Linked DNA regions of Homo sapiens: region 1 is linked to region 2. The links are chromatin loops, found by intact Hi-C in ENCODE. Cell type or tissue: ascending aorta. All regions are shown on one strand. Links, peaks and the distances in the headings refer to the core of each region. The heading gives the core; the rest is flanking DNA. Region 1 overlaps ODAD2 (outer dynein arm docking complex subunit 2). Region 2 overlaps MPP7 (MAGUK p55 scaffold protein 7).

The links. Peaks named below come from ENCODE experiments on the same cell type or tissue, not always from the same donor. Only the 100,000 strongest peaks of a DNase experiment are listed, where the experiment ranks them.
Region 1: it touches region 2 in a loop (4-fold over the local background); 8 of 110 quality-filtered maps call a loop at or near these places.

Annotation. Positions count from the first base shown.
Region 1 is chr10:27,863,863-27,866,684 of GRCh38, forward strand. The region is part of intron 17 of ODAD2 (outer dynein arm docking complex subunit 2); the gene reads right to left. Among named protein-coding and RNA genes, the nearest start is that of MKX, 120 kb to the left of the region's middle. In ascending aorta, for the core only: a CTCF peak has its summit at 1,475 (motif pointing right); no DNase peak of the experiment used is centred there.
Region 2 is chr10:28,177,848-28,180,669 of GRCh38, forward strand. The region is part of intron 3 of MPP7 (MAGUK p55 scaffold protein 7); the gene reads right to left. Among named protein-coding and RNA genes, the nearest start is that of SNORD130, 110 kb to the left of the region's middle. In ascending aorta, for the core only: a CTCF peak has its summit at 1,856 (motif pointing left); no DNase peak of the experiment used is centred there; H3K4me3 peaks cover 1,543 bases; H3K27ac peaks cover 1,390 bases.

The sequences.
Region 1 (2,822 bases), core at 164-2,663, 310 kb before region 2:
AAGGCAGCATGGGAGAAAGTGAGACTTAAGAGGTGAGATCTTGAAGGGTCTCACCTTTAAGATCCTTCAGGGAGCATCTTGGTAAAGGGTTTGGAGTTCATTTTTAAGGGCATTGGAAAGCCCCTGAAGAGGCTGAAGTGTGGGGGAAGGATTTTTATCAATTTTTTATCTTAGAAGATTTCTCAGAATTACAGGGTGCAGGGTTGGAGTGGGTGCAAAGAATGGTATAGGGAACACAGGGGCTATTTCGCTAGACCACATGGGAAGTGGTGATGGTTTGGGGGAGGGTGGTGGTCTATGCCTGGAGAGAAGATTGTGGATTTGGGAAGCTTGCTTGGAGAAGATAGAGATGAGTGATTTGAGATGATTCCCACGTCTCTGGCTCAACTTAGTAGGGCTAATGTTGGAAGAGCTGGGTTTGGTTTGACTTGGTTTGGTTTTCTTGGGGTGGCATATGATATTAGAAGACCTAATTTGAATGAAGTACCCACAGACATTTAAGTGGAACTATCTAGGATGCAGATGAATGTATGGGCTTGGAGCTTAGAAAAAAAAAACAGGCTGGAAGTGGAGATTTGGAATTCATCAGAATAAAGACTGTAACTAAAGCCATGCAAATTAGAGAGTGAGGAGTGAAGTGAGAGTGGAGAGTGAGGTGAGAGCGGGGAGTGAGGTGAGAGCGGGGAGTGAGGTGAGAGCGGGGAGTGAGGTGAGAATGGGGAGTGAGGTGAGAGTGGGGAGTGAGGTGAGAGTGGGGAGTGAGGGGAGAGTGAGGAGTGGGGTGATAGTGGGCTCTTTCTGGTGTCCCAGGTGTGGGCCAAGGAAAAGAATTTGTCAGAAGATCTTGGAGTCAGATCTCCACCTTCTCTAAGGTTGTATGGGGGTGAGTGTAATGTCCACCAATTACTTGGCTCTATCACTTTCTCAAATAATAATAATTCACATCTTTTGCATCCCAACGGCGTATCAGGCATGGTACTACGCACTTCACATAAGTTATTTCAGTTAAACCTCACAGGAATCATGCAAAATGGGTATTATTTCCATTTTAGGTTTTTAAAAGTGAGGCTCAAAGAGGTTGAACCTTATAAAATAGATTGTATCCCTCATGAAGGTAGGCACCATGTGTTACTCAACTGAGTGATCATTAGAAACCGTAAATCTGATGATCCCATCTCCATACCCACCAAATTCTTCCACAGCAACCCCTGCCCTTAGGATAAAATTCAAACTCCACAACGTTGTTTGCAAACCTTTCAAGGTGCACCCCTGGTTTATCTCTCCAGCCTCAACTTCCCTGCCTTGACACCTCTTCTCCAACCTCCCCCACATATACCCTGAGCCAGTGGCTCTCTATGTGAGCTAATAATAAGAACCCTGGCACTCATTCCCTGAGAATGTGATTCATTAAGTCTGGGTGAGGTCCACTAAAATATTTGTATTTTTAAAAACTCTCCAGCCAGTAGAGGGAACACTACTTTATGAATTAGTCCTTCAGTTTTCATGTCCTCAAATGTGCATGTCTCCACAAGTCTGCACAAACCTTTTCTGTCTGTCTTCCTGTTAGCTTGGGAATTCCTACACATCTTCAGCTGCCAACTAAGGTATGCTCTTCTTCAGGAAACCTTTCCTGAACCTCAAGTCTGGGTTAAGTGGCATCTTCCATAATACCTGGTTCTCCTGTATGACAGCACCTATCACTGCACATAGTTGTGGTTTCTTTGTTTGTCTTTGACCCTGAACTGTAAGTCCCAGGAGGGTGAGGACTCTTGCTGTCTCATTCATTGTTGAATGCCTGGTACCTATGCCAGTTTCTAGCAGTTAGTAGATACTCAACTAACATTCATTGAATTTGATTGTTTGCAAACTCATAGCCTTAAAAGAAAGCTTTCACTGTGGTTACAACAAACCAAACTAAACTCCTACTAAATGGTGAAGGCAGGACACGAGTCAGGTTCTATGCAAGTGTGAGGGCGAAGCCACTTTCTCTCTGTAACACGTTGCCTTACCTGATTGCTGAGAGAAGTGACAGCAGCAATATTGGTGGGCTGGTTCTCAATAGTAAATCTAAATACAATTTCTGATAGTTAGGACATACTTCTAAATTCTGATGTATTCATAAGCTTATTTGGAAAAATAGTTAATTGCCATTCTTTGTAAAATTCTACAATAAAGATTTCTGTGTAATACAAAAGAAATGATTATATTTTCAATTGTCTTCTATACTGTCACTTTATTACACTTCTATGCATTAGGATGCTCTCAAATCAAAATACTATAAACATGAATGTATTAACCTTGAAATATCCAACACTGTTTAATCCTAATTACCCTTTGAGGCAGTTAGTGGTGGTAGATGGAGCTTTAGTATTTGCATGTCATAGATGAAGAAAACCCAGAGGAATAAATTAACATGTAAAAGGTAAAATGACAGAGTGGCAGAAGCAGGATTTGATTCCAGATCTGTCTGACCCCAGAGCCCCCTCACAATATTGTGATTTGTAAATCCTAACCATATACTTGGCTCAAATGAGGCCATGCACATGTAAATTCAAAAGCAAAAACAGGGGCTCTTAGAATTTCAGGGGACTTCAAAAGCATAGCCCCAAAGCTCAACTTTTCCAAGGATCATCTTGGTCCAATTGTGTTACTATGAAGGGATACTTTATAAATTACTGGGTAATTTATAAAGAAGATAAGTTTATTTGGCTTATGGTTCTGCAGGCTTTACAAGAAACATGGTGCCAGCATCTGCTTCTGGTGAGGGCCTCAGGAAGCTTCCACTCATGGTAGAAGGTGAAAGGAAGTAGGCATCACATGGT
Region 2 (2,822 bases), core at 295-2,794:
TGCCAGGCATGCAGGTGCTGAAACCCTAAATACTGTGAGGGGCTCCTTTCCCTTGGCTGATCCAGAATGTCAAGCAGCCAGCCACCTAAGGCCCAGGCAGCAGATTCCAGGTCTCTCTGATGAAAAAACTGAAGAGCCATGGAGAAAAATGGCTCTTTATTCTGGGATTTGCAATCTCTCCTCCTGTAACCAACAGTAGCTGATTTTTCATCCTTTCCCTCTGAAGCAGAGTTTTTAAGTTCTGGCACTACTGACATTTTAGGCTGAATAGTTCTTTGTTGTGAGGGGCTTTCCTGTCTATCGCAGGATGTTCAGCAGCATCCCTGAGCTGTTCTCCTAGATGCCAGCAGTACCCCCTCCTCAAGTCATCACCATCAAAGATGCCTCCAGATGTTGCCAAATGACCAGGAAAGGCGAGAAGGAATCCAACTCAGTCGAAAACCACTGTTCTACAGAGATTCCACCTGTCACCAGGCCCTGCTCCAACACATAGATCTTCCAATCAGCTCTTTTAACAACTCACTATTAAACACAGGCAGACAACCAAGAATAAGCAGACATTTGAGGAAAGCCCCCACAGGATAAACACCAAGCAGGCAAAACAGGAAAAAAAAAGTCCCAGAGTAAAGAAAAATTGTGAACAAAATGAGGAGAATTGAAAATGAAACCGAAACCATTCTACTGAATACTCATCAACAAGCAGAGTAGCATGATAGTAAAAATGTAGAACTTGAGTCAGACCACCTGGGTTCAAGACCAGCTCTACCACCTAACTGGCTGTGTAATCAAAGTGGTACCTCATTCTTCTAATCTTTACAATGGGGTAAAGATTAATATCTATCTAAAGGGTTGCTGGAAGAGAGAAACAAGGTACTTAGAACTTTGAAAAGTTCATGGAACACAGAATCAACAAAAAGGGGGCTTTTGTTTTGTTTAATTATCCTCAGAAAGATTCTATAGTGTATCCATGGAATGAGACTAAGATGTTACAAAAAAGAAACAGAGACATTCTTCTCAAATGTACTGGAATTAAAATAGCAGCAGCGAATTTTTAAGATTTTAAAGAGAAATGTAGTAAAAGTTGAAGAAATCTCTTTAAAAGCAAAGGTAAAATCCAGAAAGGCCAATATTCACCTAAAAGAACTTCTAGAAAGATGGAAGAGGAGAAGAGCTGAGGGAAGGAAATTATCAAGAAATTAAAGCTGAAGAACAGATGTCTCCAGGACTGAAAAGGTCCATTGGATCCAACCATTACAACGACTGGGGTGCAGATAAAGAACTCCTTGCAACCCCACACTAACCTCATCACTGTGAAATTTCTCCTCCAACACACTCACACTGGTTAATTCTTCAGCAACTTTCAGATCTTATTTAACTAGATCAGTGATCAGTTCTTCAATAAAACTTCCCAGAATCTTGGAAAATACCCCCTTCTCTGCCCCTTATACACTCAAAGCACCAAAAACCTGTCCCTATCTCAGTAATAATTACACACTTACTCAAGTGATTACTTGAGTGTTGATTCCAAGAGTCATATGGTTTAAGACCACCGTGTCTGTTTTTCACCATTGCATCCCCATCATCTAACACAATCTATAATAACTATTTAAATACATTTTATATAAATGAGCCATATAATAAAATTACTGATTTCTTGGAAATATCATACATTAATAATAATAAATACCTCTACTACAGAGTTTCACAACTCATTACATGAAATAAAAAAATTTCACAAGTTTTTCGTACTGCTTTGGCCTGAATTTGCTTCTTTTATCTTTAACCCATCAGTGACAGAACTAAATTCTTTAAGCTAGGTCTCAGATGTCCCGAAGGAATGAGCACCACCTAGTGGAGGCACATAATATTAAAAAGTGGCTTGAAACACTACCTAAATTTACTAGGCACACAATAGTGGCTAGCCAAATATTTATTCAAATTAAAAGACAAAGATACATGCCAACTTTGTCAAGTAATGAAAATCAAATTTTTACCATCTGTATAATTTATAACATTCCAATTTAAACAAATGAAATTCACAAATAAAATGTATTTTTAAAGTTGGCAGTTAACATCCTTTCATTTAGCTTTTAACTGAACACAGAAATGAAAACAATGAGGAAGAAAGCAATTCTAGATGCTATGCTTCCAAAGTGAGAAAGAAAATAAAGGTACAATTAAAACACTAATTGCATATGAAAATACACCATTTGATACACTCAAGCCTTTCAAAAAAAATAGGAAAGTTTTTTATCAGAAGGGAGGGGGTGTATTATACTTTGATATTGATAGCCCTCGCTTGCTAAGCAAAAATAATTGTGAAATGTAGTAATGAAACAGGGGACTCTAAGAACAATGTAGATACATTTGTCTTCTAGTTTTATTAGTGATGAAAGGAAACACAAATCAAAAGTATCCAGGATAGCACACTCCTGGGTTAATATATTAATATTAAACTGGAATAATCAAGTAAAACAGGGACATCTTACAAGACATATCACCCTTTCTCAAGCCTTGCCACAGTGGTTGCAGAGGGGAGATGCATGTCTATCAAAGAAGAAAATGTAAAAATTACCAAGTTTTGACAAGAAAATGAATATGAACTTTCTACAGCGCAACTGTTAGATCAATAGCAACTACCTAAAAGTAATTAGCCTCATGCAATGTTAATAACTATTTATTTTAATTTCTACATCACTAAGCCATATTTGAAAAATATATTTGAAATGTAATATAGTGAAAATACTTGTTAAAATTAAGTTATAAATAATATTGTGGTAATAAGCAATGCCTAAACCTTAGCAGCATATAACAACGAAAGT